Linked DNA regions of Homo sapiens: region 1 is linked to region 2. Evidence: chromatin contacts called from ENCODE Hi-C or POLR2A ChIA-PET data. All regions are on one chromosome and are shown on one strand. Each heading gives the region's core, a stretch centred on a gene start or an enhancer-like site at or near the end of the contact. The rest is flanking DNA. Distances are from core to core; before and after follow the strand shown.

The links. Hi-C counts contacts between places; a loop is a spot of excess contacts on that map. ChIA-PET counts read pairs that join two places held with the same protein, here RNA polymerase II (POLR2A). Pooled maps may share reads with other maps.
Region 1: a loop to region 2 is called in a map of HepG2, with 3 times the contacts of the local background. The contact joins two enhancer-like sites. A Hi-C loop is called at or near these places in 1 of 168 maps with a recorded cell type or tissue (HepG2), 8 of 37 single-sample maps with no recorded cell type and 5 of 50 pooled maps. POLR2A ChIA-PET finds 5 or more read pairs at or near these places in 1 of 52 experiments (WTC11).

What each region holds. Positions count from the first base shown.
Region 1 is chr4:38,671,980-38,675,547 of GRCh38, forward strand. All of the region lies in intron 1 of KLF3 (KLF transcription factor 3), which reads left to right. Among named protein-coding and RNA genes, the nearest start is that of KLF3-AS1, 8.9 kb to the left of the region's middle. RefSeq lists enhancers at 639-1,208, 1,164-1,467. Within about 2 kb of position 1,337, at least 28 of the 41 ENCODE cell types and tissues checked have a DNase peak (open chromatin) inside an H3K27ac peak, as active enhancers do.
Region 2 is chr4:38,422,245-38,426,211 of GRCh38, forward strand. The region is part of intron 7 of LINC01258 (long intergenic non-protein coding RNA 1258); the gene reads right to left. Among named protein-coding and RNA genes, the nearest start is that of LINC02513, 57 kb to the left of the region's middle. RefSeq lists an enhancer at 2,442-2,974. Within about 2 kb of position 2,512, at least 2 of the 41 ENCODE cell types and tissues checked have a DNase peak (open chromatin) inside an H3K27ac peak, as active enhancers do.

The DNA of each region.
Region 1 (3,568 bases), core at 87-2,586, 250 kb after region 2:
GACACTAGACTTGTTTAGAAGACCTCACTGAGTGGATAATAATAAATTATTTGAAGATGGTACTAATAAGGTCTCTGGAGTACACATGATGGGCCAGGCTAAGGTTAGGGGCAATAACTTTTCCTTAGGAAGTTTGGTTTACTAGGTCTCCCTTAGAGTTAGGCCCTTCATCCCTATTACTTGTTTAAGGGAGATTTCAAGTGCATTCAGAGGGAAAGGGAGATGATTGTGGAACTCCTACTATAAGCTAAGTGCTCTTATGTTAGCTCCTTAGGCTTGACATAAAAACTTCATTCAGGGAACAAGCCCGATCTCCTGTGGGGAGTGGGGAGGGAGCCCTCTCAGGAAGGCTGAGGCCTGCCTGTCTGTCCTTCCCAGTACTGGTGGCGGTGTGGGACGCACCACTGGGAAAGCTAAGAGGCCTAGACTATCTAGGTAAGAAGAGGCGGCCTTGGATCCCCCAGGGAGCAATCAGCTGGCTGCACAGAGTGGGGAGGGCCTTGAGCTGGTCTTTGAAGAATTAGGGGGATTTAGATAAGCCGGAAGGGGAGGGGGCATTCCATTGCCGGTTGCCCAGCATCAGGGCCAAAAATGAACAAAGGCCTGGGGGTGGGCAGGGCAGCCGGCATGAAGGGCACTTGTTGGAGCAGGGGGCAGCTCGTGGGTAACGGGGTGCCAAGCATGGGTGCCTGAGCCCACTGTCAGACCCGGGGAGTGCACGGGAGGGAAGGTTGTGAGCTGGAGAAGGATGGGATGAGAAGAGATCTGTGAAAAACGTGGGTGGCAAGGGGTGAGGGCTGGACTGGAGAGGCTGAGGGAGACCAGTGGTGGAAAAGCTGCAGCAATGCAGGTGGGAGGCGCTGAGGGCCTGGCCCCCAAGGCAGGAGGGGAGAGCAAAGGAGGTGAGGAAGGCTTCAGAGATGGCCTCTAGGTTTCCATGGTGAAGGACCAGAAAATAAGGCCAATGGGAGGCGGGGAGGGGGCAGCCTTAGAGGCAGGAACAAGGAGGGGTAGGGTTGGTTTGGGCCACGTTGATAGCAGTGGTTCAAAATGCTTTTCTCTTTCTTTTCTGCTTATTTTTAAAGGGAGAGGGTAGGCTTCGCTCATGGTTTTGTATCCAAAGTTTCAGTGGCTCTCTGGGAGGAACTTCAGTGGAGAATCCTCAGGAGCAGAGGAATGATCACAGCCCCATGGTTCCTTCTGGTTATTTTTAAGATTCTAACCATCCCTGTTCAGGCCGGAATTTCCAGGAACTGGCTGCTGCCCAGCGCCAACTGGTCCCTCCCAACCTCCCACTCCCTGCAGGGTGGGGCCCCATGGGTGGAGGCTCCTTAGGGTGGAGTTGGGTGGGTCTCCAGTGATAGGGAGGGCACTGAGCAGAGGCAGATGAGAGGCAGTGTGGCCTCACGCAGCCCTTCTGGATTTGATTATATAACACTTCATAGAGGAGAATTGTGAGGGCTTAGGCGAGGCCTTGTGAGATATGTACACAGCAGGATTAGACATTATGGGTATTTTTCAATTTATCTTGGGTTGCCTGCCCTTAAAACTAAAACACAAAATTGTCAGAGAGCATAAACAAGTGTGTAACCCTAGTAGGGAAAATGATTCGAGTTTGCTGCAGTTTCTCTAAGAAGGGTGTGGAATGCCACTAGCCAGATGGCCTTGAACTTAGAGGGTAGCATAGGTGTGGGTGTCCCCGCCCCCAGCCCTGCTTTGCTAGGCCTCAGTTTGGAAACTTGTCAGGCTTCTGCTTGGTTGTTACCTTTGCACCTGTCCTTATTGACATGCAAAATCAATTGCTTCACTTGGTCTTTCCGAAGTACAGGGTGTGGGCAGAATCTTATCTGAAGCCATGTCCTGTTTGGACAAGTTGGACTTGCCTTGGCAACTCTCCATAGGGTGGAGCAGATGGGTGGAGGCAGGAAAGTAAAATTGGGTGGCTTGTTAGCAGAGAGAGGAGAGAGGGTGGGTTGTTTGCTCACTGGATCATTATATTTCATCTGAAATGAAATAATTAACTTCTTTCCCATTTATAATACACATTAATGCAAAATAACTAATTCATGAGGGGCGAAGATTTAGAAACACCCCATGGAATTTTTCTCCTTTTCAAACCAGTCATAGAAGAGTAGGACAGGTGAAAATCACAGAGTGGCATGAAAATTTCCAAGAATGTCTAGGTAGGAAATTCCAGGTAGGTGCCAGTGCTTAGCTTTGTTTCAGGGAGCCTCCAGCTTAAAAATGCCTGCTGACATCTGTTGCCTGTCCCCTGTATTTCTGGCTAGGGCAACTGTCCTTAAATAATACTTGAGCCATTGGGGGATTTTGAAGAATTTGGGTAAAGAAACGAAGAGAGAAAAGTTTCTCTGGAAAGGAAGTTTAGCTACAGGGATGTTGCTTGCCTGCCCAGTTTTCCTAGCCAAGAATTACACACACACATGCACACACCGCCTTTTTTTTTTTTCTTTTTTTGCCTTAAGTTCCTTTGGGGAGTAAGGGTAGGGGAAGATAACATGTTTTCTCTTTGAAAAATCCAAAAACTTAGAAGAGTTGAAAGGGAGGCTTAGCGATGGTGTGTTAGTGTATTGCTCCGTATGCCTAGCCGAGGTCAGCTGGGAGACGGAAGTTTGCTTGGAGGAAGGCAGGTGATTTGGAGCCTCGGGGTCAGTCCTGGGTTGGGGAAGATAATGCAGGCACCCTTTGAGGATCTGTGGGAAGAAATGAGGGCATGGAGAAAGGAAGAAATAGGGAGATGAGAAGGGAGAACGTCAGAGGCAGGTCTTGCTCTAACCCCAAGAAACAGGAAACTGCTCCTGATACGTACACATTCTCTCTCCACCTTCCTCCTCCCTCAGGAAGGGGCAGGCAGTTGTCTGTAAGGTCGTTTCTGTAATAAATCATGCTCTAGCCTCCAGGCAAGCTGCTTTCAGAGGAGGTTTAGTAACCCCCTAACCTCGTCTTCCATGAAGGACTGTGTGTGTGTTTCTAAGCCCTGCAGCTCACCTGCAGCCCCGCTCCCCACTCCATAAAGCCATTGTGCATAGGTCTCAGACACCACTGGATAGGGCTCCAAAGCAGGACTGCATTACTTCTGAAACTTCATGTCAATGATTCACCAACCCTTTTAATCTATAATCACGCAGTCTTGCATTTTGACAGAAATTTGACCCTTATTTTAACATCTGAAAAGTCAGAAGTGCAGGTGGAAAGAGCATGAAGGGAAATCTGTTTCTCCTTTTTGAGGACCATTCATTTTTATTGGCCTTTCTCTGCAAAATAACACAGCTGGGGAAGATGGCATTTGCTCCAGTTATGGAAAATTATTTTGGCGGTGGTGATGTTCCTGTATATTTTTGCTTTTAAGCACCTCAATAACTTAGAATTTTTCATAAAAACAATTTTGCCCTTCCCCCCCCTTTTGGATGCAGTTTTGTTATCCTGGTATTGCTTAGTTTAGCATTAGAATGTATTTCTAAGACTAGCTAATGTATTTCTAAAGCTAGCTAAGCTAGTTAAATATAATGAAGATGTAAATGTGTTTATGATTGGAAAATAGTCGTCAGAA
Region 2 (3,967 bases), core at 1,262-3,761:
TGGCCTCCCAACGTGCTGGGATTACAGGCATGAGCCACGGTGCCAGGCCATACCTGACTAATTTTTTTTCGTTCTTTGTAGAGACAGGGTCTCACTATGTTATCCAGGCTGATCTGGAACTCCTGGCCTCAAGCAATCCTCCTGCCTCAGACTCCCAAAATGCTGGGATTATAGGTGTGAAACACCATGCCTGGCCTGAACTCACTTTTCTAACAAACCTACTCTCACCAAACAAACCCACTTCCATGTAATGAAATTAATCTATTCATGATGTCAGAGCTGTCGTGACCTAATCACCTATTAAGTCTTATCTCCTAACTTTGTTGCATTGGGGATTATGTTTCCAACACATGAACTTTAGGGGACACATTCAAACCATAGAAATAACCAAGATACATGTAGAAAAACTAAGAAATTCACATTGGCACATTATTATTAGCTGAACTACTTCATTTGGATTTCATCGGTTTTTTCATTAATATCTTTTTTCTGTTCCAGAATGCATTCTAATCATTTTCTGTTCCATATTGCATTTAATTCAACATTTTGATCTACACAAAAAGGCTATTTTACATGTACCTAATACTTTAGGAATCAAATTAGCAACTAAAGAAGAAAAGTCTTATTACAACATGGCCATTAGGTCCTAGGAAGAAGATTACCTTGGGGAACCGTCATCAACATGCATCCACTGCCAGTTTGAGAAGCTCATCTCATCTGGACTCTAGATACAGCCATAGGCTTCTGAATCTCTGTTGCTTGGCCTAGTGCAGCGTGTGGCATGAAGGAAGTGCCCAATAAACACATGCTGAATATCTACTGCTTGTCCGCAAATAAGAATTAAGTGCCTGGAAACCCAAACAGGGGCAGAAAAGCCACTTCCTGCCCAGAAATTGCTCTGTGATTAATTTCATTGTTCATCTAGAACTAACACCATCTTGAAATACCGATGTTTGCATTAGTTTGCCAGGGCTTCCATAACAAGGTACCACACAGTGGGTGCTTAAACAATAGGAGTTTCTTCTCTCATAGTTCCAGAGGCTGCAAGTCCCAACTCAAAGTGCTGCCAGGGCTGGCTTCTTCTAAGACCACTCTTTTTAGCTTGAGGATGGCCTTCTGCTCCCTGTGCCCCACATACATCTCCCTCCTTGCAGGTCTGTCCAAATCTCTTCTTACAAGGACACCAGAGATCAGATTAGGGCTTACCCCAGTGAACTCATTTTAACTTAATTACCTCTTTAAAGACCCTGTCTCAAAAAACAGTCACATTCTGAGACACTGGGGGTTAGGGATTCAACATACACATTTTGGGGGAATAGAACTCAGTCCGTAATAATGTTGAACACATCTGACGTTTAGGGGTCAAAAAGAAAAATCAGAAGAACTTTCCTGAATCCAGTTATCATTCATCCCCAAAGGCTCGATCTGTTACCCTTTCTCCGGATTATTTTGAATGCTTTACTGCATGACTAGACCTATGTCAGTTGCTATCAGAGAGTGTTGCTTCCTTCCATGTTAATGCAAGCCCCTCAGCAAGATTGGATCTCTAAAATGCCTTCAGCCAGCTTAGTACAATGCCGAAAAGCTCTAGAAGTTACTTTATGTATTTGTTTGACTGACTACAGAAAAACACCCATCTCAGCAACTCATAAAGCAGAAGGAGAGGCATTAGGGGTAGTGTTGTCAGCAGGGCCAGGGGGCAGTGCATAAAGCCCTTTTATCAGTCAAATTCTGTGCTTCAGAGAACCTAGGTCGGTCCAAAGCACATTTTTCTAATTCATTCATGTCTGTGTGCGTGTACACGCGTGCGCACACCAGAAATCATTATAATATTTTTAAAGTGTGTCTACAAGGCTGTGATCTTTGGAGACTTTCAAAAATGAAAACAATCACAGGGTGCAGACATTGCCTGACAGGCAGGGGACTGAAAGCAAAATTAAATAATGAACAGGCCAAGGGCACTGGGGGCAGGAATCTGAAGTAGAAGCCTTCAGAGCAAGCACTTTGATAAAGAAAAGAAAGGCTACCGAAGGAAAAGCAATTAATGGGGAAGGGGCTGGTACTAAAATGAGCCCAGGGAAAGCTGCTGGGGACAGGAGGGAGGGCAGGGTGCACTGGAGAGTGGTGGGGTGGTGGTGGGGGAACCAACGTGCTCGCCAGGCCGTCATTAGCCCAGAATTATCAGGCACCTGAAACAACAAGGTCAAGAATGTGACCTGAACGATAGATGAAATATTTGTTTAGGAAGCCACATGCTGGGAGAAAGACTCAAAGAGTTAAACTGGGGTGCTTACCTTTTCTGATTGTAGAATTAAACAACAACAAAAATACAAGCAAAGCCTATAGATTCATTTTATTAATGTCCTGAAGAAAACTGATCAGATACTGAGTGTGGGGAGACAGCAGGCTCTGTCTGATCTCTCAGTGTAGGGACCAGAAGGGCAGGGGGAGGAACGCGGGCATAGACTGGGCCTCAGCCCCTCCCCAGCAGGGCCAGCAGCCTCGCCAACCAGGGCATCCGGATTCCAGGCCTCCTGGACAAAGGGCCCTTCCCCCCTTGTCAGCCTTCCTGTTCCCTGGGATTGTGTGGCCCAACCCTTTGATCAAACTAGGGTATTATGTCTACAGACAACTGCTTTAAATATCAAGGTTTCAGGGCTGGCTCTTGGGTCCCTCAGCTTCTCCATTAAAAAAAAAAAAAAAAAAAAAAAAGCAAGTATATGCCTGGGCTTTTTAGGATTTCTGTTTTCCACCTTAAAATAACCTGGTCTCTAACAGGGCTTTCCAAAGCTGTCCCAGCCCTTGGAAAATGTCAGAAGATGACCAGGTGGACGCATCATGAACAGAAATCGGCAGCTTAGTGTTTCTGCTGGTTGTGGCCTAAATGCTCTTTTACAATGGAAGGAGAATCTACTCGTGGCCAATGTGAATTTCGAAAAAGTTGTACTTGAAGTAACGGACTGGGAGCCAGGATTCTAGGGTTCCAGACCTGGTTCTGCAGCACACTCTGAGTCTTTTAGTCATTTAGTCTCTCTGGATTAGAGTTTTCCCTTTTTACACAAAAAGGGATGTTTTTGGATGTTTAAACTTGCCAAGCTCTGATGCCAGATTTAAAAATCCTACAATTCTTTCACTGCTATGTATTCCCTAAAAAGAACGTTCTGCCTGACCCTGCAATAACCTAAGTACTATGTATTTCATCAGCTTCAAGAAATAGTTAAATGGAAAGACGAAAATGAAAAACTGTCTCGGATGGTAACACCTTCTCCATAACTCACCAATTTAATAAGGAGCTGGAGTCTAACATGGCCAGATCATAATACCTCTGGGTAACAGTTTTCTGATTTTACTTAGAGAAAATATAATAAAAATGCTATTCTAGATGGATCCATTTCTTTTGCCTCTTGCCCCATAAATCACTTCCCTTTCTAGTCAACAGAAAACCCCTCCCTCACAGTAGTAGCAAGAAAATTGAGGCAGGTGCAAGACAAGAGAAGTAGATCAAGTTGAGATCTATTGAAAATTGCAAAAGATTTGCCATAAAATTGTATTTAACAGAGCAAGAAATTCTGATGTATATCTGAAAGTAGCTTTGCTAAGTTATGATTGCGTTAGCCACATGTGGAAAAGTGCTGAGAATGTCTTATGATTATTATTGGTGACACATTTCCATGTCTTCTATTATCTGAACTCAATGGGATTACTCTTACTAGGTGTACTTATTGAATTTACATAGTGTAGGAGTTCACATTCTGAGGCTTTTCTTCTGGATTGTATGGAAGACGGTTCTGGACATCAGAATCCCAAGGTTTATTTAATTCTTTTTCTGATCTTTGTTTTTACATTTTAAAACATGTTATGAGACCTTATCAATTTCTCAGCACTTCTATTGCCATAATACTTAGGATGAATTAGAGAGCTGCTTTGAGGTTTCTAAGGAGAGCCCTGTCACTGAGTCAGTCTCGAC